Linked DNA regions of Homo sapiens: region 1 is linked to region 2. A link is a loop called in an ENCODE intact Hi-C map of the cell type or tissue named here. Cell type or tissue: PC-3. All regions are shown on one strand. Links, peaks and the distances in the headings refer to the core of each region. The heading gives the core; the rest is flanking DNA.

The links. Peaks named below come from ENCODE experiments on the same cell type or tissue, not always from the same donor. Only the 100,000 strongest peaks of a DNase experiment are listed, where the experiment ranks them.
Region 1: it touches region 2 in a loop (3-fold over the local background); 2 of 110 quality-filtered maps call a loop at or near these places.

The regions. Positions count from the first base shown.
Region 1 is chr3:102,316,354-102,332,719 of GRCh38, forward strand. No RefSeq gene overlaps it. Among named protein-coding and RNA genes, the nearest start is that of ZPLD1, 110 kb to the right of the region's middle. In PC-3, for the core only: a CTCF peak has its summit at 7,163 (motif pointing right); no DNase peak of the experiment used is centred there.
Region 2 is chr3:102,526,419-102,542,784 of GRCh38, forward strand. No RefSeq gene overlaps it. Among named protein-coding and RNA genes, the nearest start is that of ZPLD1, 100 kb to the left of the region's middle. RefSeq lists a silencer at 10,107-10,401. In PC-3, for the core only: CTCF peaks have their summits at 10,251 and 10,452; a DNase peak (open chromatin) is centred at 10,263; H3K27ac peaks cover 569 bases.

The DNA of each region.
Region 1 (16,366 bases), core at 3,578-11,577, 210 kb before region 2:
TAAAACATACAGGCTAATATTATATACCAATATGAGGATGTTAGTTACTTCTGGGAAATGAGGGCGGCAGAAAGGAGGAACAGAGTGTGGGCGCAGTGGCTCATGCCTGTAATCCCAGCACTTTGGGAGGCCATGGAGGTCTGATTGCTTGAGGTTAGGAGCTCAAGACCAGCCTGGCCAACATGGTGAAATCCCATCTCTACTAAAAATACAAAAATTAGCCAGGTGTGGTGACGGGTGCCAGTAATCCCAGCCACTCAGGAGGCTGAAGCAGGAAAATCTCTTGAACCAGGAGGCAGAGTTTGCAGTGAGGCAAGATCATACCCCTGCACCCCAGCCTGGACAACAGAGTGAAACTCCATCTCAGAAAAAATAGAAAGGAGGAACAGAGAACCGAGAGGGGTTATAGCTCTCTATATAACATTTTATTTCCTTTAAAAATTTATGGCTATATTGTAACATGTAGTTTGTTACATATGTGTGATGTAGGTAACATCTGTTACATATGTGTGATGGGTTCATAGGTATACATAAAATCAATTTTTCTTTCTGTAAACATCAATTATTTAATAACATGACATAAAATAAAGACAATTGGAAAAATAGCTCTTTTAGGCTTTGAGATAATTAGAAAACACTTGGGGAAGAATAAAATTAGATAGCTACTTCATATCATATATTAAAGAGAATTCCCTGTGGGGTTTAAATTTTAAATAAAAAGAAAGTAGAGCAGAAGATAATGTAGGCGATTATTTGTCTGATCTTAATAGGAAAACTTTAAGCATATAGACAAGAGAAATTTAGGCAAAAAAGTACATTATTTCTACATAAAATTCAAAGCTCTGCTATGTCCAAAATCTATAAACAAAATATAAATGATGAGCTATTTAAATTGGCATTGTTAACAGGTAAAGGATTTGTAGAAACAATAGATATAAAATTATCCCATGAGAAAAATATGATTATGACACCAACAGACAATTTTCAAAGGGATAAATAACAATGACCAAAGTGTGAATGTGTTCAGGAACATGGTTATTGACTCTATGCCTCTCAGCTCCAAATTAGCCCTTCAGCACCTGCTCCAATATAATGGACTGCAATCTTTTTTTTTCTTTTGAACTTTTAGGTTCAAGGGGTACATGTGAAAGTTTGTTCCATAGGAAAATTATATATAATGGGGCTCTGGTTTACAGATAGCTTCGTCATCTAGTTAATCAGCATAACACCGAATGGGTAGTTTTTCAATCCTCACCCTCCTCCCACCCTCCACTTTCAAGCAGGCCCTGGTATTTATTGTTCCTTTCCTTGTGTCCATGTGTACTCAGTGTTTAGCTCCCACTTATAAGTGGAACAGGTACTATTTGGTTTCCTGTTCCTGCATTAATTCAGTTAGGATAATAGCCTCCATCCATGTTGTTACAAAGGACAAACTATGCATTTGACAAAGGTCTAATATCCAGAATCTATAAGAAACATAATCAAATCAACAAGCAAAAAACAAACAATCCTATTAAAAAGTGGCCAAAGGACATGAACAGACACTTCCAAAAGGAGACATACATACAACCAATAAGCATATGAAAAAAAGCTCAATATCACTAATCATTAGGGAAATACAAATCAAAACCAAAATGAGATACAATCTCATACCAGTCAGCATAACTATTAATATTATTAAAAATCAAAAATAACAGATGCTGGCAAGGTTGCAGAGAAAAGGGAATGATTATATGCTGTTGGTGGGAATGTAAATTAGATTAGCCATGTTGCTCCAAAGGACATGCTCTCATTTTTTTTTATGGCTACATAGTAGTCCATGGTGTAGATGTATATTTTCTTTATTCAGTCCACCACTGATGGGCATTTAGATTGATTCAGTGTCTTCACTATTGTCAATAATGCTGCAATGAACAAAATGTGCATGTGTCTTTATAGTGGAACCATTTATATTCCCTTTGGTGTGTACCCAACAATGGGATTTCTAGGTCAAATGGCATTTCTATTTTAATTTCTTTCAGAAATCTCCAGACTGCCTTCCACAGTGGCTGATCTAATTTACACTCCCATCAGGAGTGTGTAAGTGTTCCCTTTTCTCTGTGATCTTACCATCATCTGTTATTTTTTGACTTTTTAATAATATCCATGCTGACTGTGTGAGATGGTAACTCATTGTGGTTTTGATTTGCATTGCTCTGATGATTAGTGATATTGAGCTTTATTTCATATGCTTTTTTGTTGCATGTATGTCTTCTTTTGAGAAGTATCTGTTCATATCCTTTGCCCATTTTTTAATAGGGTTGTTTGGTTTTTGCTTGTGATTTGTTTATGTTCCTTATAGATTCTGGATATTAGAACTTTGTCAGATGCATAGTTTGCAAATATTTTCTCCCGTTCTGCAGGTTGTCTGTTTATTAAGTTTCTTTTGCTGCTCAGAAACTCTTTAATTAGGTCTTACTTGTCAATTTTTATTTTTGAAATTGCTTTTGGAGCCTGCATCATGAAGTCTTTGCCAGGGTTTATGTCCAGAATGGTATATTCTAGGTTTTCTTCTAGGGTTTTTGTGGTTTTGGGTTTTTACATTAAAGTCTTTGATCCACCCTGAGTTGATTTTCATATATGGTCAAAAGTAAGGGGTCCAGCTAAAATCTTCTGCATATGGCTAACCAGTCATTCCTGAAGCATTTATTGAATAAGGTGTCCTTTCTCCATTGTTTGTTATTGTCAGCTTTTTCAAAGACAAGATGGTTGTACATGTATGGCTTTATTTCTGGGTTCTCTATCTTGTTTCAGTTGTCTATGTGTCTGTTTTTGTACCCAGAACTATGCTGTTTTGGTTGCTGTAGCCTTGTAGTATAGTTTGAAGTTGGGTAGTGTGATGCCTCCAGGTTTGTTTGTTTGTTTTTGATTTGGATTACCTTGGCTGTTAGCCAGGCTCTTTTTTGGTTCTAAATGAATTTCAGTCAACAGTTCTAATTCTATGAACCATGTAATTAGTTGTTTGATAGGAATAACATTGAATCTGTCAATTGCTTTTGGCTGTATGGTCATTTTAACAATATTAATTCTTCCTATCCATGAGCATGGGATGTTTTTTTCATTTGGCTATGTCATCTGTGGTTTCTTTGAGCAGTATTTTGTAATTCTCATTGTAGAGGCCTTTCACCTTCCTGGTTGGTTGTATTCCTAGGTATTTTATCCTTTCTGTGGCAATCATGAATGGGATTGCATTCTTGATTTGGCCCTCAGCTTGGCTGTTGGTGTATAGAAATGCTACTGATTTTTGTACATTGATTTTGTATCCTGCAACTTTGCTGAAGTTAGTTTATCAGTTCAAGGAGCATTTGGGCAGAGGTTATGGGGTATTCTAGATGTAAATCCATATTGTCTGTAAGCAGGGATGGTTTGATTTCCTCTCTCCCTACTTGGATGCCTTTTATTTCTTTCTCTTGCCTGATTGCTCTGACTGGGACTTCCTGTGCTTTGTTGAATAGAAATAGTGAGAGTGGGCATCCTTGTCTTGTTCCAGTTCTTAAGTAGAATGCTTTCAGCTTTTGCCTGTTTATATGATGTTGGCTCTGGGTTTGTCATAGGTAGCTCTTATTATTTTGAGGTATGTTCCTTCAATGCCTAGTTTGTTAGTGATTTTTAGCATGAAGGGATGTTGGATTTTGTGGAAAGCCTTTTCTGCATCTGTTGAGAGGTAATGTAGTTTTTTGTTTTTAGTTCTGTTTATGTGATGAATCACATTTATTAATTTGTATAGATTACACCAACCTTGCATCCCAGGAATAAAGCCTACTTGATTGTGGTGGGTTAACCTTTTGGTGTGCTGCCAGATTCAGTTTGCTAGTATTTGTTGAGGATTTTTAAATCTATATTCATTAGGGTTATTGGTCTGAAGTTTTCTTTTTTTCATTATGTCTCTGCCAGGTTTCAGTATGTGGATGATACTGGTCTCATAGAATGAGGTACGAAGGAGTCACTTCTCCTTGACTTTTAGTAATAGTTTCAGTAGGATTGGTACCAGCATTTCCTTATACATCTGGTGGAATTTGGCCGTGTATCTATCTGGTCCAGGGCTTTTACTGATTGGTAGCTTTTTTATTACTGATTCAATTTCAGAACTCCTTATTGGTTGTTCAGAGTTTCCATTTCTCCTTAGTTCAATATTGGGAGGTCTTGTGTTTCCAGGACTTTATCCATTTCCTCTAGGTTTTCTGTTTGTTTGCATAGAGGTGTTTGTAATAATCTCTGAGGGTTTTCTGTATTTCTGTGGCAACAGTGGTAACGTCTTCTTTGTCAATTTTGATTGTGTTTATTTCAATCTTCTCTCTTTTTTAAATTAGTCTAGCTAGTGGTCTGTCAATCGTATTTATTTATTAAGAATCAACCTTTGGTTTCATTGATCTTTTACATATTTTTTCTCATCTCCATTTCATTCAATTCAGCTCTAATTTTCATTATTTCTTTTCTTCTGCTAGATTTGGATTTGGCTTGCTCTTGTTTTTCTAATTCCTCTAGTTGTGATGTTAGGTTGTTAATTTGAGATCTTTGTAACTTTTTAATATGGATGTTTAGCACTATATATTTTCCTCTTGACACTGTGTTTGCTGTGTCTCAGAGATTCTAGTATGTCGTATCTCCGTTTCATTAATTTCAAAGAGTTTTTGGATTTCTGTTTTAATTTCATTGTTTGCCAAAAAGTCATTCAGGGGCCTATTGTTTAATTTAATTTTCATCTAATTGTATGGTTTTGAGAGATCTTTTTGGTATTAATTTCTATTTTTATTGCACTGTGATCCAAGAGTGTGGTTGGTATCATTTTTTTTGTAAATTTGTTGAGATTTGTCTTATAGCTCAGTGTGTGGTTGATTTTAGAGCATGTCCCATGTGCAGCTGAGAAGACTGTATGTTCTGTTTTTGTTAGGTGGAGTGTTCTGTAGATGTCTGTTAGGTCAGTTTGGTGAAGTGCTGAGTTTGGGTCCCAAATATCTTTGTTACTTTTCTGTCTTAATGATCTGTTTAGTACTGTCAGTGGGGAATTGAAATCTCCCACTATTATTGTGTGGTTATCTTACTCTCTTTGTAGGTCTCAAAGAACTTGTTTTATGAATCTGAGTGCTCAGTTTTGGGTACATAAATATTTAGAATAGTTGAGTCTTCTCATTGAATTGAACCCTTTGCCATTACGTAATGCCCTTCTTTGTCTGTTTTTTAAAATCATTGTTGGTTTAAAATCTGTTTTGTCTGAAATTAGAATAGCAACTCTAGCCCTTTTTGTTTTCCATTTGCTTGATAAATTTTTCTTCATCTCTTTACTTTGAGCCTATGGGCATCATTGTACATGAGATGGGTCTCTTGAAGACAGCATATAGTTAGATCATCCTTTGATATCCTACTTACCACTCTGTGCCTTTTAAGTGGGGCCTTTATCCCATTTACATTCAAGTCTATTACTGATACGTGCAGATTTGAACCTGTGATTGTGTTGTTAGCTGGTTGTTATGTAGACTTGATTGTGTAGTTGCTTTATAGTGTCAATGGTCTATAAACATAAGCACATATATAGACCATTTTTTTTTTTGGTGGCCAGTAATGGTCTGTAATTTCCATGTTTATCACTTTCTTAAAGACTTCTTGTTAGGCAAGTCTGGTGGGAATGAATTCCCTTAGCATTTACTTGTTTGGAAGTTATTTTACTTCTCCTACACTTAGAAAACTTAATTTGGCTGGGTATAAAATTTTTTGTTGGAATTTCTTTTCCTCTTTTAAAATGAGCATAATGTCAAGCTTTGTTAGTAGATTAGACTGGAGGGACATTAGTAGGGTAAGGGATGTTCTGCTGGGTCTGGTGCTATGTTTTGTTTATGCTGCTGAAGTTGCATCATGAGCCAGTTGTGCAGGAATGTCAGTACATACAGTGTGCTATGCCTCAGCTATATGCCCACAGTGCACACCCTCTCAGTGATCTCACAGCCTCATCATAGACTTGTTTTACACTTTCATGTGGTCCTCCTAATGCAGAAACTACATAGTGCAAAATGAGCCTGCAGAGGTACCCTGACAACCCCTGCATGCCCACCCAGCAACCTTGGTTACTTGTAACCTGAAGGGTTGTAACTCATGGCTTTTCCAGAGTGACACCATACACTCCAGGTCTGTGTCCACAGTGGCATTGCTGTATTTGCTCTCATACCTGCCCATCCACCAGCTTTGGCTCAGCTGCATACCAGAGGCCTGCTTCCTACTTGCTGGGTGACTGGGACCAACTCTTTGGATTTTCAATGCACTCAGGAAATTTCACATTTCATGGCAAATAATTTAATATGAGCATACTATTCTCTTTTTGACTTTTATAATCACTCCCAGATAGAATGTTCCATACCCATTATGCAACAGAAAGGACTTGATTCTCCAAAATTAAGTAATTTTGACTTAAGACATTTTTGATTTATTTGTAAATCTTTACCAAGATTTACAATACCTTAAGAAGAAAACACAAATACTGCTAGTGATATTCACTTAAAAAACTGCTTACTTATTTGTATTCCAACTGTAGTAAGCAGATATTGACTGAAGTTGGTATCAACAATCAAGATTTATTGACCCTAGGTAAATATTATAGAAAATAATATCAAGGTCAGTACTGGCTCAAGAGACCATTGATCTTGTGTGAAGGCTAAAATTTATCAATATTTCCATTATAGCACTACCTCATATTATAAAGATTTCTTTTATGAACTGTAGTCTTCAGGAAGTTTATGGTTCATTCTGAAGGAGGATGAGAAGACCATTTAGAAACTGTTAGAATTATGGGCATGAAGACTAAACAATAGTGTAGTTTAGTGGAACGTCACAAATTGTTTCCTAAAAGCACTTTTGCAGTTTATTTTTATTTTGGTGATTGCATTTTTATGTGGAGTGTGGCTGGTGCTAGGATGGTGCTGTTGTCAGCCATGTAGAGGCTCATGGAAGAAATGTACAGGGAATCAATAGATTTAAGAATAAAGATGGCAGAGCAGAACTGGGAGGATGAGCAGAGCTGAGAGGAGTCATTTAGATGTTCACTTGTAATAATACTTCCCTGTTCTGCATAACTCCTTTATGTACAGTTCTACTGTAGTTTGCAGGGTTATGTCACAAAGCGGAAATAAGAACCACAGGCAGCAGAGGGCACCACAAAAAAAAATATCCTTAGGAAATATATTCATATTTTTACTGCAGAGAGTAAACTGATACATATGTATTAAAATAAGATTTTGATAGCCAGTGCAAATTCTTATTTTTGAAATCATGGGCTTACATTAAAACAGGACTGACTGCTGCCAGAAATGAGCAAGAACCATCAGTACCAAATCATTAACAAAGAAAGACCTATGTAAATTTACAACAAAAATTTATTGAAACTTTCCTGTAATCCTCCTACTACAGAATCTAAGAACTCTCAATAGCAAATTGTATTGAAAAATATGCTTTATTTGATCAGCAGAGTGATCTTTCAAAAGTGGATTATTCTAATTGTAGTTTACCTAAAGAAATGGTAAAAAAAAATTTACAGTGGTATAGTCTTTCAGCAATAATTAGAAAATCAATCTTTCAGCAGATTATTATTAAGATAATTGTGGACATATATAGATAATATATATGTGGTGTTCACATATAATAAGGGAGAAGCCTATGAGGATTATTAAAGATATGTCAATTATGTATAATTCAAATATGTAATTTCAAGAAAAAAAGGCAAATACTATTACGGGTCAAACACAGAAGAAATACAAATTCTAATACACGTATTAAAAAGTTTACTTTAGTGATAACCAAAGAGATCTAATTATAATTAGCATTAATAATGTGATTTTTTAAAAAGACATTCCAAATTTTAATAATACAGAAAACTACCTAGTGTTGGTAAGAATTTGCAGAAAATGGGGTTTTTCACATAATCTCTTCAGTGAAGTATTAGTCAAAGCTGAGAGAAAGAGGCTTTTGACCATGCAATTTTATTTCCAGGAATGTATCCTAAGTAAATAACAAGAAATTAAGAATTTTAAGCACATGATGGTTTACTGTGGCATTATTGAAAATAATAAAAATTTTAAAATACTCAAAATGTCCAACAATTGTTGAGAGTGGTATCCCCCATGGGTCCTGAGTATTCATCCACATTCTTGGAAAGTGTTCCAGATTGCAAGGCTTATATGTTTTGTGTTCTGAGTAGCTTATGTAGCTAGTCACATAGTCAAATGAGTAGGTCAAGGTGACCACAACCTGACTACCATGTAATTTATAACAGCACATGCCTTGAGAGGAGAAGCCCTGGCTTATGTGTTGCTGGCTACAGTGATTGGCAGATTGTCAAAAAGCCTCAGACTTTTGGTCCTGGGTTCTTCTCTTGTAATGCAATCTTTTTTTGTATACAGGTGTCAGCTGAAAGCATGGTACACCTTCCTGGGACTTGACGGGAGGGGAAGACAATGCAAATATGCAGATGATTCTATTTCTTGCTGTTCTGTGAGTGATAAAATCTTTTTTCTCCTACTTACAGTCTTGTGTCTTCTGTCACCATCCATGAATCAGTAACAGGTTAACTTTTTGGCTTACAAGTAGGGTAAAAATCTCAGACTCTTCATGGTTCTTGACACAACAGGGACTTCACTAGTAAGTTAAGTGCATTTGAAAGAGGACTAAGCTGCTGTTGAAAGTTACGGTCTTGAAAAATACTATCAATATACAAAAATGTTCATGACACATTGATTAGAGAAAAAAATGACAAAACAGTACAGTTTGATATATATTTTTAAAAGTATGTACATGCGTGGAAAAATTCTAGAAGTGTACGAAAAGGTGAGTAAGAGCATCTTAAAAACAATTGCTTCATGTTTTTCATTCAGTGGTTCTCAAACTTTATTGTGCATCAGAAGTCTGTTAAGATACTGCATGCTCAGTGTCAGCCCCACAGATTCTGATTCAATAGGTCTGGGTGGTGCCCAATGACTTGTATTTCTAACAAATTATCAGGTGATGCTGCTGCTGCTGCTGCTCTTCAGGGAACCATACTTTCAGAACCATCATTTTAGTCTATGTGGTAGTTCAGTGTACTAGTTATAGACATGAACTCTGGAGCCAGCTTCCTTGCATGTCTGTCTGATCCTGCCATGTCACAGTTTGACTTTAAGTAAGTTTTAAAATTAGTCTTGCCTCATTTTCTTATCTGGAAAATGGGGATAAAATCTCCATTTTAGTAAGATAATAGCACTAAAGCCATAAAAATTGACCCACAATGTCTACCATATTACAAGTGCTCTTATTATGTTGTGTAGACATCATAAATATATTAAAACCAAGAATGTTACTACTGGTTTTTTGTGTTATAGCTATGGACCATTGTAGTGAACAGAGTATAAGATAATAGAATCAGGCACACTGTGTATACTGTCACCTATGGTATTTAATTTACTCATCTATAAAATGGGGCATCAACTTCTCTCCTGCAGTTTTTGGAAGGCTTCAATGCAATTACATATATGAAATACCTGGGAAGTAACTTACATCAGTTAATATTGATTCTCCTGCTTCTCACACCACTTCTGACCAAGCATCACCCATATATTTATCAAAAATTCATAATCACTTATTTGTTTGAATGTTCTGAATGTTTTTGACTTCAGAGATAAATAGCCCACCCTCTTGAAGCTTACATTATATGGGGAGAAAATTTTAGGTTTAAGACTAGAAGCTAGAAAGACTAGAGCATTGTAATGGAAAAGGAATATTAGGAGTGAGAAAGTTTGATTTATCTGCTATTCTGCTGGTAATTTAATGTTTAGTGTTGAGTAAATCTTTTATCTGTGTTTAACTAGTAAAGTGAGAAGGTTGGGTATATATTTCTAAGATCCTTTAAACTCCTAACAGTCTTTCAATTTAAAACTTCTAATGCTTTATAAATTAGGTGTGAAAAACTGAAATACCTTGTGGACCAGCCATAATAGAAATTTGTGAAATGGCTGGCTTGCTATAGAGAGTGGTGGAGATACAACCACTTGGAGAGTGCATGCCTGTCTAAAGACATTAACATTAAAATTGTTTAAAAAATATTTAGCCTGCTTTTAAAAACACTTAAAGAGCTTTGAGATAATCATCTTCTAAATACTTGTAGTTGGAATAGTGAGAAAGAATGGCATTCTGCCTTTAAGCATGAAGATGAGTTAATGCTGCAAAACAGAATATACTAGCTCTGTTACTGATTAACTCTTTGCATTTCTCATTTCAATGCAAACTGAAATCGTAGTAAATGTTGAGCAAGATAGATGGCTAAATAATTTTAAAAATCTGTCTACAAAGAGTCAGCTTGCGCCTGAGGTTAGAGGTGTGAGGTAGAGTGCTCTATATTTGCACTGCAGGTCGCTGATATTTGAAAGGCACATTAATCATGTTATTAATGGGTAATAATAAAGAATCAAAGTATTTTTATTATACATGTATAGAGATTATGACATTGAGTTCATTAAAGCAAAAATATCCTTTGGAAGACGACTTACAGCAAATGGCAGAGATCATGAAAAGAGATCGTAAAATAAAAGATCTTGCTTCTTACTAAAAAAATTTTGTCCTGAAAATTTTCGTATATACTACTTTGCTGGACTTATGATTTTGGAAAATGAGACAGGGATAAAATAATCTACTTGCATCCTTGCTTTGATTTAACTCAGAATGTTTCGGTTTTCACAAACTAGTGTAAATTAAAGAGTAAGAATGTCAAACGAATGTTGGTTGTATAAAATATGGGTTACTTAGGAGAAAAAAATTCACTTTGAAAACATCTACAAGGAAGAAGGCTTCAGACCTCAAAAACAATGCCATTTGGCATCACTTTTGGGTTTTTTAATAATATTAAGAATAAGTTTTTTCCACTAAGGTGTTAGAACTTCAGAAAATTATTAAAAACATTTTACATTTAAATATACATTTTACTTTTAAATTTATTTATTTATGTATGTATTTATTTATTTATTTATTATACGTTAAGTTCTAGGGTACATGTGCACACCGTGCAGGTTTGTTACATATGTATACATGCGCCATGTTGGTGTGCTGCACCCATTAACTCGTCATTTGCATTAGGTATATCTCCTAATGCCATCCCTCCCCCTGCCCCCACCCATGACAGTTTAATTTTACTGACAGTTTAATTTAATGACAGTTTAATTACGTTTAAATTTGACTAAGAGGCCAGGAAGAAATCTCTTAATGTTGAAATTTTGTAGTAAATATGTTTGATTATTTTTTAAAGGTATTGAAAACACTTCTAAATTTGAGAACTATAATTTTAGCGTAATTTAGAGCATACTTGTTATCACATCAGCATGTTGCGTGAGTAATATTTTACTTACTTATACCTTCATCAAGGTATATCGACATGAAATAAACTGCACATATTTAACATGTTAAATTTGATGTTATGACATATATGTATACACATTAAATTATCACAGTCGGTATAATGAACATTGCAGCACACCCTGAAGTTTCTTTTTGCCCTTTTGTAATTCTCCCCTCCAACTTCTCTGACTCTCCTTCTCTCCCCTGCCGTCCCTCTGGCACGTCTAATAGGATTTTGTCATGGGAGCTCTTTATAGTCCCAAAAGACACAATCCTGTATGACATAATCCCAAATGTTGAAATCCCCAAATCTCAAAATCCTAGAAATACAATTTTGGAAAAAATTTAAAAAATTTGTAAAAAGATATTTGTTTACATTTTTTAAATGGATTTATTTGAGAAACATATAAAAACATGACAACACTTCATAGGTCACTTTATGCAATAAAGTAGGCAACAATAACATACATATTTTTGCAAGCATAATACACTGAGGTATACTATTGACAGTCACATGGGTATAATAGTTATGAGCAGATGAACTACATCCATAAAGAAATAGGTGAAAAACCAAAATGTATACAACCTATTACTATGGGTGCTAATTGTGTGTACCTAGCTTTATAATTGCAGTCATCTGAAATACTGTGATGCACAACTGAAGTTTTTGACCAGCTCAACCAAAAGCCAGCATCACCACTGAGCCAGCCCTCCAAAGACCCAGGATCTCATGAATTTTATCTGTCACAAATGCAAATGTACAAAAAGGACATCTCTTCACTTACTGAGGAAGTTTCAATTTTTTAATGTATATGCATCATGTTTACATACAGTCAACATTATGATAATGCACTTCCATGAAGGCACTTTTGCAAAAAATGTATAAAATGAATTTGAACTCACTAATAGTCCAACACAATTTATGGCTCCAGTATTGGAAATGATGCAAAGATGGAATACACAGCATAGTGAATTGTAAAAAATAATGCTGACAATTTAAAATAGTGGGAAAAATGAAATAAAAGAAAAAAATAAAAAACTGAATAGAAAATTCAACATACGAAAAAGGGTATGACGAGGTGACAGGATAGATTATGGGCAATTGCATGCAGACAATGTATAAGAGGTTGCTGATCTTCATGATTATTAACTATATTTTAAGGCCTTACAACATGATAAATAGCTGCTTTTTTTTCTTTTTTGACATAGCCATTGGAGAATACATTCACACTCATTTTCTATGTGGTATTTCTCTTTTTGAAATTCTTCTGTGATTTGATATACACTGAAACTAGTATTTCTATCTTCTATGCTATGCTTGTATGTTGTTTTTGGTACTTGAAAACCCACTTTGCATGTACTCATACACAGACCACAAATTTGGTGGAAATAATACTGGTGATCAAATAGCAACACCATTGCATAAGTGCCTTCTTATCCTACCATGCACATAATTGTTTTAAAGCCAGTCAGTAACTTCACTGGCTTCTTCAGGCAAATGTGGTTTTAATTAATTAAAATCTCTTGGGAGGTCATCAGCTAGAAGGAATGTCAACGCAGGAAAATGGCACATTTTTAAACTGCAGTTTTTATCATTGCCATTATCTCATGGCCAATCCACTCATCTGAATTTTCTAACAAATGCATTGGGTTGAATGGAGCAAAACAAACTTTACTGGCAACACTTTGAAACTCACTTTTAGAAGCTTTGGTCACATCTAATTCCAAATCCATCATTATAGTTTGCGGACTCAATTGAATTTTTTTTCTGCATTTAGACAATAACGTGGTAATAAGTCAATCAAACATGATGCAACTATTTTGTGATTGTGATTCTGGGGGATTTTAGACATTAGGAAGTTTAGACAGTAGGAATTTGGACATTAGGCATTTTTGATCTTCTGTAATTTCAGCATTTGGCATTATGGTGTTCAGGATTGTACCGTTCAGAAAATGATCCAAATCCCTGTTTTATGGGCTAGTTTGCAAATTCTAGAATTTAATATAGATGACATCATATAGTATGCACTCTTTTTTGTCTAGCATCTTCAACTCAATGTATTTATTTTGACATTCATTCATGTTTTTACCCACCTCAACACTCCATTTCTTTTTATTTCTCAGTAGTAGTTTATTGTATGGGTATGCTAAATTTGTTCATCCATTTGCCATTTAGTTTGTTTACAGTTTTTTGGCTAATACAAATAAAGACAAATATTCTTTTACAAGTCTTGTTGTAGATACTGGCTTTCTTTTCTTGTGAGTAAATAATTAAGAGAGTTGAGTGGCTGATATGATAGGTGTAAGTTATATTTTTTATTAACTGACAAACCATTTAACAAAGTGGTTGTGCCATTTTAAGTTACAACAGCATTTCATGAGAATTTCAGTTGCTGTTCATTCTCACCAACTCTTAGTAGGGTCTTTTTAATTTTAGTCATTCTATTAGGTGTGTAGTGGTATCTTATTGTGGTCATAATTTGCATTTCCCTAGTGCATGTTGAACATCTTTTCATGTGCTTATATCTTCTTTGGTGAAGCATCTGTTTCAATCTTTTGCCCATTTTTAAATTGGGATGTTTATTTTCTTATTATTGCAATTTGTGTCTTTCAAGGAATTGGTCTGTTTCATCTAGCTTATCAAATCTGTGGGCAAAGACAGTTGTTCATAACATTATTTTCTTAATCCATTTAATGTCCATGAGATCTACAGTCTCTCTTTCATTTCTGATATCAGTAATTTGTGTTTTCTCTCTATTATTCTTAGTTAGCTTAGCTAATGGCTTATTGTTTTCTAAGTTCATTATTTTTAATAGATAAATAATAATTATATATATTTATGAGCTATAATAGGATGTTATGATATACATATACAATATAGAATGATTAAATCAGGCTAATTAACATAGTCATCACCTCACACACTAATCTTTTCTTTGTGGTGAGAATATTCAAAATCTATACTTTTAGCAATTTTGAAATATACAGTACATTATTAAAACTACAGTCACCATGCTGTGCAATACTTTACCAGAGTTTATTTCTCCCAATTGAAATGCTGTGGTCTTTGACTACTGTCTCTTCTTTCCCTGCTCTCCCCTAATCCCAGTCTTTGGGATTCCAGTCTCTAACCACCATTCTATTCTCTACTTCTATGAGTTGCGCTTTTTTAGATTCTACATATAAGTGAGATAAAGGGTTGTTAGTTTTTCCATCCCTGGATTATTTCACTTAGCATAATGTCTTCTAAATTTATTTACGCTCTTGAAAATGACAGAATTTTCTACCCTTTAAAGGATGAATAGTATTGCCTTGTATATATATACCACATTTAAAAATATTTATTTATTTTTGATACATAATAATTGTAAATATCTAAGGAGTACATATGCTATTTTCATATATGCATACAATGTGTAATGACCAAATCAGGGTCATCAGAATACCTGTCACCTCAAACATTCATAATTTCTTTGTTTAGGGAACATTTCAAGTCTTTCCTTTTAGCTACTTTGAAATATACAATAAATTATTGTTAACTATTGTCATCCTACTGTGCTATCAAACACTAGAATTTATTCCTTTTATCTTACTGTATTTTCATACCCAGTAAACAGCTTCCCTTCCTCCTGCCCTCCCCACTACTCTTCCCAGCTTTTTCTAACCACCACCTATTCTTCACCTCCATGAGATCAACTTTTTCTTTGCTCCCAACATTTCTTGCAAGGCAGATCTCTGGCAACAAATTCCCTGAATTTTTGTTTGTCTGAGAAAATCTTCATTTTGCCTTCACTTTTGAAGAATAATTTCATAAGGTACAGAATTCTAGGTTAGTGGGTTTTTCCTTTCAACATTTTAAATGCTTCACTTAATTATTTTCTTGCTTGCATAATTTCTGGAGAAATCAGATGTAATTCTTAGCTCTGCTCCTCTATGGGTAAGGTGTTTCTAACTGTGCCCCACCCCACACCCCACCCCTTTGGCTTTGGTCAAGATTTTTTTTTTTTATCTTTGATTTTCTGAAGTTTGGCTATGATATGCCTAGGTGTCGTTTTTTAAGCATGTATCCTGCTTGGTGATCTTCAATTCTCTGGTTTAATGTTTAACATTAATTTGGGAGAAATTCTCAGTGATTATTGCTTCAGTTATTTCTTCTGGGCATTTCTCTCTCTTTTTTTTTTCCTTCTGTTATTCTCATTACATGTACATTTCACCTTTCGGAGTTGTCCCACAGGTTTTTGATATTCTGTTTTGTATTGTTCTTTTATAGCTGGAATCCAGGTTGAGGACTATCTTTTTTATTAGCTTTAAGTAAAGTAACTAACACCTTTTCAGTTGGTAGTTGATGCTTTTTTCTATTCTGACACCAACTTATTGGGTACCTTTGGATAAGTTAAATTTTCTAATTTTCTTCAGTTGCCTAATGAAGGGTTAGAGTAACTGACATTCTTGTGGCACAGAAAAACAGTGCTTATATTTCGCCTTAACAAAACAGAGTTCTAATTTTGTTCTGATACTAATTTCCTTATATTGTTAGCTGACATATATATATATATATAACAAAAATATTTCTAAATAAAAAATAATAGTTAACATTTATTGAACAGTTACTCATTGTGAGGTGTTCATGCAAGCACTTCACATGCATTGACTCAGGCCTAGTGGGTGAGTATTGAAATGTCTCCCTTTTACAGGGGAATAGTGAGTAACAGGGAGGTGAAGTAACATGCCTAGGGTCACTAGCTGGTGGATGCTGGAATTTGGGTTCAAATATAGGCAATTGGGTAGAAAGCCCACAATTGTGTCAACTATTTTCTCCTGATGTATAAGACTATTTAAAATTTTCTTTATTGAGAAAAATATAATTCCATGAATTAATAAGATCTTATGCTTTAATTGTAAAAAGAAAGCTTTATGTTAAACATTTGGTTAGTTTAGTATCTTGGTATTTTTTTTTCAAAGAACTGTTAAAAAGTTTCTTAAA
Region 2 (16,366 bases), core at 5,542-13,541:
TACCAGGAAAGCGTGTTAAAAATACATACTCTTGGAATGAAACCAACTTTTGGATCAAATTTTCCATGAAAAATATTGAGTGTATAATCTTCATAGGAGCCACCATGTTGACTACATGAGAGATGAACATGTAGCTTAAAGAAAAAACATGGATGATTTGTATGGTTACAAAACAGGGTAGGAGGAACACTTCAATGTATATTTAGCAGAAAATGCCTATTATCATAAATTGAGTTTGAATTTTACCTCAACCATTTGCTACCTGGATTGACTTCTACTACTTACTTTACTCTTCACTAAAACACATTCATTTTTTATATAATTTTCCAAATAATGTTAATATTCACCAAATGTTATGTAGCTTCACACACATGTTAAATCTCATGCTCCTCTATCTGAATTCAACTTTTTTAAAAAGAGTTTTCTTGGTTACTCCAGCTTTGTACTATGAAATCACGGTTTTCAGAATCATACAAATATAAGATTATATGGGAATCTTAGAAATTATGAAGGCTAGTAGTTCTGAAATGTGGCTTGTTAAAAATCACAAATGCCAAACTTACTGTATTATACTCTGGGGATGAATCGATGCCATGTGTTTTTTTTTTTTTTTTTACAACTTCTCAAGGTGATTTTGATGCAAACAATGAAAATCATTGTTTATTCTACAGAAAGATACCTTTGTTCTAGAGAAATTCAGCAACTTAGCCAAGTTCACAGAGATGATTCGGACAAATGAGAACTAAAATAGAGAACTTCAGACTCTCATATCAATGAGCTTTCTTTCTGAAACATCAAGAAAGATAAGTTAAAATACAATTTTTCTTCATTGTGAATGTACTAAATGCCATTGAATTTAATACTTTAAAGTGGTGAGTTTACATTAGGCAAATTTTACCCAATTAAAAACTAATTTAAAAACATATAAAAACACCACTTTTATTTTACTATTATGTAGGCAAGTTAATTTTCTAAATAACACGTAGAATGGCAACCACATGTTATATCTGGCTAGTGCAACAGCCAACAGAGAAATCATTGATATAGATCATTCAAGCTACTAAATCAGCTCTCTGGTCTGTAAAATTAGGGAATGAGAATAATAATGCTTTGTTGTTGAATAAATGTGAATCTATGAAAGAGGATATATGTAGTCTGCCTGGTACACTGTGGTTGGTCACTGCTAGTTTGACTTGAGGATGAATACAGCTTATCATATGCTTTTTTCTCCTCTCACCTTGCTCACCACAGTGTCTTCCAGTAGTAGGTGGCAAGTAACTTATTTATCAACTTGTCTATTGACTAATAAGACCACGTAGATATCACCCTCTTATCAGGTGAAAAGAAATTTCCTTGAAATCTCACTTTATGAGATAGCTAAGTAAATTCCACTCACTCCATATGTGAATGTTCTGCTTTCCTGAATCTGATTAGGTTACAAGTTGTAAGGGCAGGACTCATTTTTTGGGTAATTATAGCTTTAAACGCACTCAGATGGCTATTACACACTAGCCATATCCAATAGATATAATAAATAATTAATTGAACAAATAAATAAATAAATAAATAAATAAATAAAAATTACAGCCCATAAAAGCTCCTCATTAACTTTCCCAGTACTAACCTACCTCTTGCAATTAATTTTACATTTTCTTGTTTCTCCTTTATTAAGTAAGCTGAAATGAAATAGAAATGATATAATTGTTTTTCTTTCTCATTTGGAGAAATACTCATGCAGTCTCAGTCCTCAGAGCATACAGAAAATGAGACTAGATGAGCTCCATTTGATACAGAAATAACAGAATTCTGAACAATAATGGAATCACATTTATTCCAGTGAATATATGTATACCCATTCCAATGCAGAAAATATTATAATTCTCATAAATTTAAAAAAATAAAAGATATTTATTTTGTCATTACAGAAGTATTCCAGAGGAAAAATTAGGATTTACTCCTCTTTTGTAATCACTATTATGTGAGGCTTCCTCAACAGTAAGCCCACCTCCTTTTAGTGAGGAAAAGTGCATATGAGCATCCCTGCTGTAGGTTCTTATCTTGAAGATAACTTTTCTCTTCCATACCCAAATTGCTAGTGTTATACAGTCCGAGGATGAGGTATGGGAACCCAAACATGAAGTTGTCAGTGTGTCTTACAGGAAAAGTACTAAGTGAATGATTCTGTCTATTCTGTGGAGGCCAAGTGATGTAATCTTTAGAAAAAATAGACATGATGTGATATTATTTGGGGGATTTTGTAAACCTTAAGGATATATGGTAGCGATAGTGGACAATGTTTCTCAGAGACATCTTTCCTCAGTACTAGTTTTGAGAGCTCTCCTACAGAAAGATGTGGGTCCACAGGCCAAGGATACACTCTACCCCAGTCCTAACTCTATTGTCAGATCATGAATTATCCATGCAGGAATATGTCTTTCAAGTACATTGTTTTGGATTCCTGAGAGCTTTAAATACAATTCAATCATTATTATTTTTCTAATCCAAAAATCAGTAGAGTGAATAATGGCCCACAAAATTCATCTAAAGGGATCTTGACTTGATTAAAATGACTCACTCAGGTTCATATAAATGTCTTGCACATAATTTCATTTTGAATTGGCAATGTGGCAATGTAGCACAAAGAGAACTGGACTAGAGGTTAGGAGAGCTGATTAAGGCTGGAATCTTCTTCAGTGAGGTGTGTGAACATAGCAAAATTAATACTTTCTGAACCCCAGCTTTCCTTATATTTATAGTGAAAGAATTATAAAAGACAAGGTCCATTATACCTCCAAGGTTCAGTCTAGCTCTTAAATTTATACTTTATATGACATTTCTGGGCTCTCTCAGAAAAGAGATTTTGTCTCACTATCCTTGGGATGAAAATAGGATACTTTCTTTTCTTTCATCTCTCCATTTGTCAGAGACAAAAAAAATCATCTCTCTCTTCTTAATGTTCTGTCTTAGTCTAGGCCACACTGTGGACAGAACAACATTGTCAGTTAGGGAACCGTGATTGGCTACACTCACCCTCTCTCTAAGCTGGTTTGCTAAAGGGAAGGCTTTGTCTCAAAATGGATGGCTATCAGTATGGTAGGTTTATCCAAAAAAAAAAAAAAAACCTCAGCAAGTTTATGTAAACACTGTGGTACTCAATGAAGGAAGTGCTGAGAGGGTAACAACATCTGACGAATGGGTAAATTTTCTGGAATCTCGCAAGGCTTTGAACATAGCTCTCCCTGGTGGAGACTGCCTGAGCCGACCTGATGTTGTTTTTCCTCATGGTTGGCAGTTATAGAGTGCAGTGGAACAATCAGTTCCTTGGTTATCCTCCAAGGTGAGCAAGGTCAGTTTTAAACAGCTTTGCTGTCAGGGAGCCTCATATTTTACTCTAGTCTCCTAACCTCACAAATCTTGAGGCTGGCACTGAAGTCAATGAGCCCTCTGCAGCCTGATTCCCCACAGCGACTTCTCTCTTCTTACAAACAATGCCTCATCTTGGTTCTGCACACCTGCACAGGTTTTTAGGGAGCAGGACTGCAATTAGTCAATGCAGCCATAATTCAACCGTTATAAAGTATTTGCTTTCACCAGGGTCCTTTTTGTACAGTCTCATATTAAGCATCCACCACAGGAAAATTGCCCTTGAATGTTTGGTCCTTCATCAGCATTAAACTACAGAGCTGACTTTGAATTTTGTCAAACGATTGTCATAGGACAGGGTGAGATTACATAGTCTTTTGCTTATTAGCATTTCATTTAGAACATTACCATATCAAATTGGCTTAATTCTCTTCAGGGTATAAATATTTAAATTTTACAAATTCCAATTATGTTCCTTGCCCCCATTTTGTTCTTCCCACAAGAAAAAAATAAATAAATAAACATGATTCAGAGTGTCTGTTAATCTCACTTAAGGCAAGGAGGAGCCTGAAGATGAACCGTTCATGAAATGACAGATGTCCTAAGAAAGAAAACATCTCCAAAATAAGACCATTTTACTCCCATTTCTTTCAGTGACATGGATGTTTCCAACTAAAATTATATTCAGCATTTTATTTCAATTAAGTAAGCTAGTGATATTGTTTGCAAATAGGTCCTGGTTAATATGGAGTTAAGTTCCTTGAAAATACAGCAGAACCCTTTTTGGGTGTGCCCTGATGATCCTCATCTGCTCCCTACGTGTCACTGACTTCTTTAGATTGTTATCAGGAAATTAGACACTCCATTGAAACAATCCTGGGAAAATAATTCAAGAATCTGGTTTTCATTTTCACTTCTGCTCCTAGAACATTGGACCAGCAGTGCTGGTCCTGTGAAGGACTTGTGTTTGTATGGATGGGACATTGCATAGACCAGCTTAGCAAGACTAATTGATGGTTCAAGTTCTCTGAAGTATAGTTAGTGGCCAGAGGTTGGACTAGAAGGAAGAGAATAAGCAATTTGTTTGTCCAGGTTTTGATTTGCCTGACCAGGTGTGTCCATTTTCTCATGGTTAATGCCTGCGTCAACAGCACTGAGAAGCAACTAAACATTAAAGATTTATGAAGAAAACATTTCATAACCTATGAAGAATTTTACAAACTCTTGGATAGATGAGTCATTGTGGCATTCCACATCTAATGCTATGAGTTGCTTTCCCTGTTCCCTCGTTTCCTTGTTGCATGTAGCCATATAATAAATAGAACTGAGCTGCGTGGTGACCCATGGGATAATTATAAATATAGTAATGATTGTCTTTGGTTTATCTGACAGACAAAATATGGAGAAATGTGATTATTGTACTGTGTTAAAATTGTTCTGTGCTAAGGGGCTGAAGGAGAAGTACAAACACCTTTGAGTACGGCCTTACCCGAAAGGCGTGATCATTCATCATTCTTTTTTTTCTTTTTTTTTTTTTTGAGATGGAGTCTCACTCTGTCACCCAGGCTGGAGTGCAATGGTGCAATCTTGGCTTACTGCGACCTCTGCCTCCCGGGTTCACACGATTCTCCTGCCTCAGCCTCCCGAATAGCTGGGACTACAGTGCACATCCCCACACCCGGCTAATTTTTTGTATTTTTAGTAGAGACAGGGTTTCACCGTGTTGGCCAGACTGGTCTCAAACTCCTGATCTCGTGATCTGCCTGCCTTGGCCTCCCAAAGTGTTGGGATTACAGGCGTGAGCCATCACGCCTGGCCAAGGTGGGATTATTCTTATTGTGAATCTACTGGAGAATCTACATTTGTTACAAAAAAGACAAAAATTCAGAGGGTCCACCCAAGGTGGGCTTAGAATTTGAATCTGTCTGCCTTTGTCTTGATTAAAAATGTATCATGATATTCAGGATAGAAAATTTATACTTTAGGTGGAGGCCTTGTCTCTCTCCAAACTTTTCTATAATGACTCTGAAGTATTTCTCAAAATGCAGTTCTTATGTCAATCATCTATGATGACTAGTTCCCAGTAGCCTTCTGGATAAAAATCTAAAGTATTAATCATGGCACCTCAGACCACAGACTAGCTCTTTAATGTCATCTCTTCTCTCTGGCCCTCTCATGCATTATTTTCTAGTTACATTGAACTGTCTATTATATCTTGGCTACTACATTTCTCATCTCCTTGTATTTGGATTTGTGATTCCTACACTCTGTAAACCTATTTTACAAATTAGGTTGGATAACTCTTATTCATTTTCTAGAATGCAATTACTCCTTCAAGGAAACTCGCTTAATTTTACACCAATGTCCCAACCCCAACTGAGATTTTCGTTCCTCCTGGATATTCTTTGTTCATTAAACTATCACCCACTACACTGTAAGTTCCTTTTTCCTAGAAATGTTGTCTTTTACTTACCAATCTATAATGCTTAGCTGTGTCTGATATACAGTAAGCTTCAGTCAGTGTTTGTTGAATGAATAAGTGGGGTAAGTCAAGAGTGAGGGACCTAGGAAAGGTGCCTTTGAAGTTGGCCAGTCCTTTGGAACTGGAGTAGATATCATTGGATATCTTAGTCATTGAATAATAGATCATTTTTGTCTTTTGCTATATTTGCTGCTTTTTCTTTACCTTGGTATTTAATAAGGTCTCTTTTAAAGTTCTAGCCTCCCTAAACTGTGCTAAGAGAAACATGGAAGAGATTTTGTTTGTTCTTTATGTAGAGCAAAGAAAGGGCACACCATCCCTCCTGAGGCTAGCGAGATGGTGGCAGCAATATCTGAAATGTGAGAATCTCAAGAGGAAAGCAAGGACTTCCAAGGAGAGTGGAAGAACTACTGGGCCAATTGTTTTTCCAGAAATAAGAAAAGCCTGGAGGGTTGAGGTTTTGTTTTAATAAAGAAAATCCCATTTTCTTCCAGTGCCTTTCCACTGTCTCCTTTTAGCCATATTCTCCTCACTTTGCCAGGCTGTCCAGGTCCTTTATGTTGTCCTCTGGACATAGAGTTGCTACAACCTTTTCTGGATTCTTATACCTGCTATGGCTGGGGGCCTTTCCCAGACAGCAGTCACCTAAACAGGACATTTACCCTTATAGGTGCTGAGTGTTTATGGCTGAATGGACCTTGCTTCATAGGAGTAGGTTTCACTCCAAAACTTGTGGCTTAATATAGCAATCATTTTGTTATCTCCCATGTTTCCATGGGTTTACTGTGTTCAGCTGGGTATTATTCTGTTGCTCTTGCTTGCGGTTTCTCATGTGGTTGCAGTCAGACGATGACTATTTCCTCATCTGCAGGCTGCTGTTATAATCTGGAGGCCTGTGTGAGATATTGGGAGGGCTGAACCTCCCTCCTTCTCCATGTAGTCTCAGGATTTCTCTATAATGACATCTTAATGACGTCTCTTTGTGATAGCCAGACCAGAGAAGAATACTTTTTTTCTTTTTTCTTTTTTTTCTTTCTGGGATGGCGTCTTGCTGTGTTGCCCACACTGGAGTGCAATGACATGATCTCGGCTCACTGCAACCTCCACCTCCAGGGCTCAAGTGATTCTCCTGCCTCAGCCTCCTGAGTAGCTGGAATTACAGGCATGCGCCACCATGCCTGGCTAATTTTTGTATTTTTAGTAGAGACAGGGTTTCACTATGTTGGCCAGGCTGGTCTCGAACTCCTGACCTCAGGTGATCCTCCCACCTCGGCCTCCCTAATTGTTGGGATTACAGGCGTGAGCCACTGCACCCAGCAGGAAGAAGACTTCTTATGTGGCCAGTTAGAGTTCCCAAAACCAAGCAAAGGGAGGCAGAGGCTGCCACCCCTCTTAAAATCTAGGTCCAGAAGTGTCACCATGTCACTCCTAACATGTACTATTGTTCATGGAAGTCACAGGGAAGCACAGATTTATTGTGGGAGGGGACTACACAAGATTATGAATGCCAGAAGGCATGGTTCATTGGGGACATCTTTTAAAACTCGCTAACTCGTTATCATAGGACACTTACATTTTAATAAACAATAAATAGGTTTTTTTCTTAAGTAATTTTAAGCACCAGGACTGTGTGTTCCTTCCTTTCTGCAAAACTTTCTTCCTTTTAGCTTTCTACTCAAATTCTCTATCACTTTCACTCACCACTCTCTCCATCACTTCCACTTCCTTGTCTCCACTTGTCTCTATCACTTTCCTTCGTTCTGGTTCCTTTGCTTTTCTCCCCCAAAACTGGCAAGACTCAACATCCAGGTCTTGTCACTCTCTCTTACTAAGCTTCCATTGTGTTTTCCCCATAGAGTTAAACTCATTACAGTTCGTTTATGAGTTCTCCTTGACCTTCTTCACTGAGTCCACCTCCCACCACTCTTTCTGTGTGTCCTAAGCTCTAGTCATTTTTGATCATTAATACTTTCTTGAGTAAGATGTGTTCCTTCATATCTTTATGCTGTTCCAGATACTATTTCTTCTGACAAGAAGGAAGAAACATGTTTCTAAACCACTTAGTGTTCTCTAGTCTGCTCTTGGAACAAGTTAGGAGAATGTTCCTCTCCTTCAGCTTTCTCTGCATGATTGATTTCTCTTTCTTCTTCCTTTTCTTAGCACTTTTGATATAGAATTGATTTTATTGCATTGTAAACACTTCAGAGTGTCTCTCTTTCCAGAGATGTCGTATTCATCTCTGTGTCTTCTCACTCTAGTGTTTCACAGTGTCTAAAATATAGATGTTACAATCATACTGAATTGGCTGGCTGAATTATTTTATTCTTATTTTCCTTCCTCAACAATTACCTCTATGTTGGTGCCCATATTTTTCTATAACCCTTTAGCTATGAAATCACATTTCATACTGCCTATTGGAATTTATACTTAGTCTCCTATGGTCACCTCAAAAATAGCATTTCTAGAGCCACATTTACTGTCTTTCCCTCCCAAATTTCATAGTCTCTTTCAGTGAAACCACCATTATCCCAGTTAACAAGAGTAACTTTTGTCCCCTTCATTCATCCAAATCAGTCAGTCTTAGATTTTAGGCATTATTTTCTTTTGACATTGCTCTCATATTTACTTTTGTGAATATATCCTTACTGCTGTCCTTTTAGCCCAGACCTTCTCATGCATGAATGATCACCTTGCTGTTTTGTCTTGTTTTCCTCTCTAATCCCTTCCTCTCTCATGGCTAGGCTGATATTTCTTCTTCTTCTTCTTCTTTTTTTTTTTTTGAGATGGAGTCTCACTCTGTCGCCCAGGCTGGAGTGCAGTGGCAGGATCTTGGCTCACTGCAACCTCCGCCCCACAGGTTCAAGCGATTCCCCTGCCTCAGCCTCCCAAGTAGCTGGAATTATAGGCACCTGCCACCATGCCCAACTAATTTTTTTGTATTTTTAGTAGAGACAGGGTTTTGCCATGTTGGCCAGGTTGGTCTCCAACTCCTGACCTCAGGTGATCCCCCTGCCTTGGCCTCCAAAAGTGCTGGGGTTACAGGTGTGAGCCACCGGGCCCAGCATAGGCTGATTTTTCTAAAACAACTCTTTCACAGTGTTGCTCTGGTGCTCCTCGAAATGGTGTTTGCTGTCAAATTAAATCTACTCTTCTGCTTGCTTCTCATGGCCTTCCACAATCCAAACCCCACTCCGCCAATCTTTCTCTGTTTCCCCCTTTTAAGTAGCATCCACCCACATTACCTTTCCTCATTGATTCTGGCTTAAATGAACACTTGTTCAATCCCAGTTGCAAGGTCAATCTGTCTGGAAGGTTCTCCTCTTGCACCTTTCCCCTTCTCACATGTCAATATCCTTCCCATCCTTCCAGGATGTGTTCAAGTTTGAATCATCTATTATTTTTCTTTCAACTTCCTCCTGCCTTCCCTACTCTCTCTGAGCTCTGAGTGCAGAAATATTATGTCAGAACTACTGTGTTTACTGTGCTTTACCAACATATGTGCTTCTTGAGGTGAGAGATTATGGTTTATCTTCCTCAGTAATTCTCACAGTGTCATAATGTCCAGCACAATGCTGTGTAGTAGATGACCATGTAACATTAGTGGGTAATTACATGAACTTGTAGTGGTAGCATTTTCTGGGTCATCATCTATAGGCCAGTGGGATGATATTTTCTCAAGATAATTTTAAAAGGCAAGAAAAAAGAAGGCTTCTTATTTCTAATTTCCAGATAAGATATCCCCTACCTTGTCCCTGGATGATAGAACTGGATATTGTAAAATAATAGTAATTAGTATTTGAATGCCATTTAACTCTTTATAAAGCACCTTAACTGATATTTGCTTATTCATAATTCTGTAAGTTCTTCCAAAATTACTATACACTTTGAGGCTGGTGGTGTGATGTGTGAAGATGAGATAGAGGAAGTAAGCGTGGAGGATTTGGATTTGCAAAAACATTTGATAATGTATTGCTTTTCATTGGTCTCAAGGAGGTCTATTTCTAGGAGTATTGAGAAAGATATATATGTGTATATGTTTACCCATTTACCAGAAAATGGGTTTACTTCTCTAACGTTTTAGCAATAAAAAGAATTCCAGATATGCAGCAAATAAATCTGACTGTTAGTCAGCCCTCAGGAGCTGCTGATAGCAAAAGACTGAAGATCCTATATTTCTATATTCAGATCATACTACTGAGGGATTTCAAGCTTCTCTTTCTCAAGCCAGCTTTTATGGTTTAATAGTTTTTCTGTTATGAAAATAAAGCAGATGACACAAAATTTCAGAGAAAGACAGCAAAAGTAAGAGCCAAAGAAAAGAAGGAGTGGAAGTGAAAAACGCTTCAGTGAAAAAACTGGAGAGCTGACACTTTGGCACCGAAATGTTAATGCTTATTTTTAAGATTATATCGCCACCTAGTAAATAAGCTCAGAAATACAACCACAGAAAATGACAGCTTGTCTGGTGCTGAGCTCTAATCCTCTGGTTAGCAATTCCTGGGAGCACCTTTCCTTCTAAACATCTGCACACACAAATGTGCTACCTGCGCACGCTTTTAGAGTTCTCGTTGTTCAGGCTCAGCCCACGTTCTCCTGTTCATTTAGAGCAATGTGATGGAAAAGTCAACAGCACACATTTTAGAAATGAAAACAAGCCAAGGATTTCTATCAAGGAACCTGTTATCTACTCTTGAAAAATGATTAGTTAAAACCATACATATTATCATTTGCCAGTTCTGAATAATTCTGGGATTTTCATTAATGAAAATATTTTGCATTTTCTACTTTCATTTCTGTATAGAACCGAAGTGGTCTGTTCATGGTCTTTCTTGGTTAGGAAGCATTGGAACTAGGGAATTAAAAACACTAAAGACTGCTTAAAATTTTTCTTGTCTTTAGTTTTTCTGTTATTGTGAACAATCTTTTATTTCTTCTGCAGTGTTTGTTTGTACTGAATGCTTTATGCTTGATCACCCACCCTGATTCTGTTTTTGTACAAAAAGCTTGTTAGCTTGATAAAGCACTGCATAGGGTTTTAGTTGGTTGCTCAATAGATGATTATCTGGGTGGCATCCTGGCTATAGCCCTTGCTAGTTCCAATTTTGTAATCTGTGAGCTAGGGATAACAATAGTGCATACATCACTGGGCATTTGGGAGAAATAAATTAAGCAGCAAGTACTCAAAAATGTTAACTATTATTATTAATAATAAAAATAGATCGATTAGAAATGGTAGAAACAAAGGATAGAGACTGATTTCATCTTGCTCAATAGATCAAAATGGCACAGGAGATAAAAAGGTTTTAACCAAACACATAGATACAGATAAAGAAGGCATATATTCTGAGACTAGAAAACCATTCATTCTTAAAAATTCAGGTGATTAAATTTTAAAAAATTATTAAATTTTAATCATATTTAAAAATGATTGAATTCAAGTACTTAGAAACCTTGAAAATATACCTCCATTATTTTTTTCTATGCTATCTTTTTTTGAACGAAATCTATCCTCACTTCAGCCTTCCAAATAATAACTCCATTTTATTTTGAGGGCTGTTTAGAATAAACATGATTAAAGAAATTAGCCAAGAGTTTAGGGTATGAAGTGGGAGAGGGGAGATTTTTGTTACGAGAGCCTTTTTCATGGGGGTTATCAGGCATAAAATTATCAATTTTGTTTAACCCAGACGTGGCAGATTCTGCTATTTATCCCAGAATAACCATTGTTTTTCTTTTTCTTTCAATAGAACTTTGTGCTGGTACATGATTATACAGCCAAATATGCCCTAGCTTCTTAAGTGTGGCATCAACTGTGTGATATGTGCTAACTTTGGTGCCATGCCTTCATGAAGAACATGCATTTTCTTCTCCCCTTGTCTTTTTCTACCTTTCTGCTGGCTGGAATGTGGATATGATGATGGGAATGGAACAGCCACTGAACCAAGAGAAGGAAGCTAAGTTTTAAAGAGAAATAGAGCAACAAGATAAAGGAAGCCTGGCTTCCCATCACTTCTGATGTGCCGTAACAGCCCTGGAATGCCTATGCAGACCTTACATGAGAAATAAGCCAATGCCTGTCTGACTTAAGCTTAAATATTTTTTTTTAGTTTCTTTATTACAGTAGCCTAAACTGTACTACAACTAATTCTAATGGTCTACAAAGAGTCACAAGCCCTAGAAATATGAATATAAAATTATAGATGTTAAGTTTGACGTCTGCACGCTGCAAGGCACTGCTTCCTAAAGAGTGGTCTTTCATTTGATATTGGACTTTTATCAAAGAAAAAAGACTTTTAATGTACACCAAAAAAGGTCCTCTTAATAGGTGGTAGGAGGATTCTATTGTGTGGGGCTATCAAAGCGGTATCCCGCTTTCTTAAAAAAAAATGGAGAGGCTACGAAGAAATTAACTCAGGATAGAAGGTGGCTTGTCTGGTTACCTGGCATCCAAGCTTCTTGTAGAACAAAAAAACAAGTGCAGATGAAAATGACAGGGAAAGAGGAGGGCTCTGGATCTGAGCACAGTGTGTTGGAGGAAGAATGGAAAAGGCCATAGGTTGTTGAACAGATCAAAGCAGCCTTTGGAGAGAAGATAAAAACATTAATTGGTATTTATTAAGATATTTGCTACCTACATTACAATGTCCTGTTTTCTATCTCCTCTAATAATAGCTAATGATTATTGAACACTTTCTATATGCCAGACTCTGTTCTAGGGTTTTACATCTGTAATAATGTAATCATCACAGAAACTCTCTGAGGCAGTGCTATTATTTTTATTTATGTTTTCCAGATAAATAAAATGAAGCATCGAGGGGCGAAATTACTTGGTAAAAGTCATCCTTGCTAGTAAATTTGGCATTTGAACTCAAGCATTTTGCCCTAACCAATATGCTCTACTATCTTTATATAATGTTTACTAAATTCTCCATTGCTGGCCATTATCTTCAGACAAGCGGATTTGGGTTACACAGGAGCTTCAGAAAGAAGACATAACTGAAGACACTGTTATATTTAGTAAATCAATATACATTATCATACTAAAGGCTTCCCAGTAAATAAATCTGCTTAACTCTGTTTAATTCAGAATTTCCCAAATGTACTTGATCACAGAACTAATGTATTGAGCACTGGCTATTGCCACTCCAAGAAGCTAGTGTTTCACTGAACATACTTCTCAAATTCTTGGGGAGAAAAATATATTGACCTGGGTGTCAGGGGGCCCACATTTTGGTTCTGATTTGGTACTTTTTGTTTACATAGCTTTGGACAAGTCAGTATAGATTTCTGGGATTTCACTTCTTTTTATTCTTTTGTTTTCTTTTCTTTCTTTCATTTTATTTTATTTTATTTTTTGAGACAAGGTCTTACTTTCTTGCTCAGGCTGGAGTGCAGTAGTGCAGTCATAGCTCACTGCAGCCTCACTGTCCTGGGATTAAGCAATTTTCTCAATTTATCCTCCTGAGTAGCTGGGATTATGGGCATGGATCACCACGCCTGGCTAATTTTTATTATTTTATTTTGTAGAGCTGGGATGTTGCTATGTTGCCCAGGCTGGTCTTCAACTCCTGGCCTTAAGTGATCCTCCTGCCTCAGCCTCCCAAAGTGCTAGGATTAGAGGTGTGAGCCATGTCTGGCTAGATATTTGATCTAGTAAAACAGTGTCCAAGTTGATGCGGTGACCAGTGACATGTGAGCTTTAAGGACTAGGCTTGTATTTGGAAAAAGTGAAAGCAGAGATACAGCTATAAAAAGTCTAGACAATTAAATCCAGTTCTAAGCAAAAAGAGAAGAAATAGAACCAGGAAAATTCTGTATTGAGAGATTTTCCTTAAGCATTTGAGTACTGGCATCAAAGAATATGTATGATAGATGATCCACAAGTATTTGTTTGGGCTCTGAATTTAGCCTTCATAAACATGGGGACATCACTGATTTCCATGCTACCTCAGATCCCTACTAGTATCTTTCTCCAATTTGTGACCCACAATATCCAACCAGTTATTTTCCATCTATCTTGTTCATGTAGTACCTTGACCAAATTGTAAAGGAATAACTCAAGCAGATTAGACAGTTAGTCTTTGGCCAGGTGAATAAGACAGAAGAAGATATTTCAGGCAGAGAAAGTAGCATATGCAAAGGCTCAAGTGTAAGAAAGAGTAAGACAGGTTCAGTAATCTTGGGACAGTGCAGACTGGTGGAATGTGTGTTCATGGGATTTTTGTAGGTGTGGAGTTTGACGAAGAAGGATTCCAGAGAGAAGTGACTGGAAATATAAGCTGGGTTTGGGTGGTGGAGTATGTTCCATGTGCTATATTCAGGATGCCTCTCCCTGCATAGACTCAAGTTTTAGATATATCTTAATAGGAGTTTCCAGAAGTTAAGCATAAAAGGAAATCCCTTTATTCTGATGAGATTCCATGACTCTTTATGTGTCTTGGGAAAATTAGGATATAAGCTAGAGTATAAGTAATAACCCAATTCTGTTCTAATAGAATAATTCAATTATCCTGGTACTGTCATTGGATGTATCATGAATTTGCAGGTGTATGTTTATTTTCATAGAAATAATTTCCCATCTTTCTATAAAGTGATAATTTCTACAATAACATCCTGATGATATTGGCTGCCTTATAATTAAGTCTACTCTACATGACGAGGTTCTTCTGGAACTTTTGAATCTGGACGACACCAGAATAAAAGAGAAATATAGGCTTTAAATATAATTGTTGTAATTTCTGAAGACCACTGGTTAAGGCAAATCTAGTTAATGCATAGGAAATCTTGATTTATACGACATTCTCTACCTGGTCTCAGCCTGTCTATTCAGCCTCATTTATCCCTATCCATTTCCTTCTTACCTCACAATCTCACACACCTGCTCTCTGCCCACTTTGTGTCCTTCACTATTTCCCAAAAATTCCTGCCCATTTATGCTAAGCTTTGAACATGCTATTTTCTCTATCTGCTGAAGGTAAAGACTTACCTTTGGCAGCTATAATAATATTTTGCTACAATCTAAGTAATTCTTGACATCAATTGCTTACTGTCAAGAGGGTCAGTTATTATTAATCTTGCAGTTTGGTGGGAGAAAAGAAATTGAAGAGGGATGAAGAAAGGGGACTTATCCCTCAACTTCTTTTTTCAGAGATAGCCTCTGTATTCCAAATTTATGACTAGTAATTTAGAGGAGAAATATTCCTCAGTAAAATGCACCTGGAAGAAAAAAGAGTAGGGGTAAGAGGAGAGAGGGATGAAGGAAGGAAACAAGGAGGAGGAAACTACTCTGGGTACTTTGCTTTCTGAGCCAGTAAACATAATCTCATTTAATCCTTGCTACAATCCTGTGATCTTAGAGTACTAATTCCATTTTACTTTTAAGGGAAGAATATCCAAAAAGTAGATAATATTTCCAAGGTTATGTAGCCAACTAGATAATGGAGTTAGAATTTAAATCCAAGCTTTTAAGACTCAGAAGTCTACCACTCTTACCAAAGGCTCTACTTAGTGTCTTATTACAGTAATGTAAAAAAATAAATGGGATCAAGATATTATTGGGATGGTAATTGTAGTCTCCTGATTTACAGCCCATTGTTCTAGCCCCATCCCATCTGAACTATTGTCTTTTGGATAGGAAGGTTCATGTCTTATCTGTAACCATCAACACTGGCCATCTATACCGGGTGTGGCAGCTCACAGCTGTAATCCCAGCACTTTGGGAGGCCAAGCTAGGTGGACCGCCTGAGCTCAGGAGTTTGAGACCAGCCTGGACAACATGGGGAAACCCTCTCTTTACCAAAAATACAAAAAATTAGCTGGGCGTGGTGGCACGTCTGTGATCCTAGCTACATAGGAGGCTGACGTGGGAGGATTGCTTGAACCTGGGAGGTGGAGGTTGCAGTAAGCCAAGATAGTACCATTGCACTCCATCCTGGGCGACAGAGGAAGACCTCATCTCAAAACAAACACACACACACAAAGAAAACCCCATAAAAAACAAAAAAGAAACAAACAAAAACCCAAAACAAAATACAGCCATCTACTTAAGGCCATCTACTTAGTTATTTGGCATATGGCATTCCTTATATATATATTTTTGAAAATGATTTAAAGTCCTACATAATTTTTGACTACTTGGTACAGAGTATCCATCATAGATAATTCTTGACCTTAAAATTATTGTAAATTCAATGCCTTGCTGTTTATAATGCATTAAACTAAACTAAACTAAACAGAATGGGCTAAACTAAACAAAATCCCTGTTAGGCTGGGAATTTAATAAGTCACATTTTAAAAGTCCCTGAAGCTCTGAATTATTTGGTTATAATATTTAGAATCACTGTGAAACTGTGTTACAAAGTAAGGATAATGGAGAGAGATAAAGGAAAAGGAGGAGGCTTCTATAATGTTTAAGGTGGTTGCAAGAATAGTGACGTCTAAGAATAAGCTTGGATGTCCTACAGCATCAGACAATGGTAGTGCAAAAAGGAATCCTGTAATAACAACAGTTTAAAGGGAAAA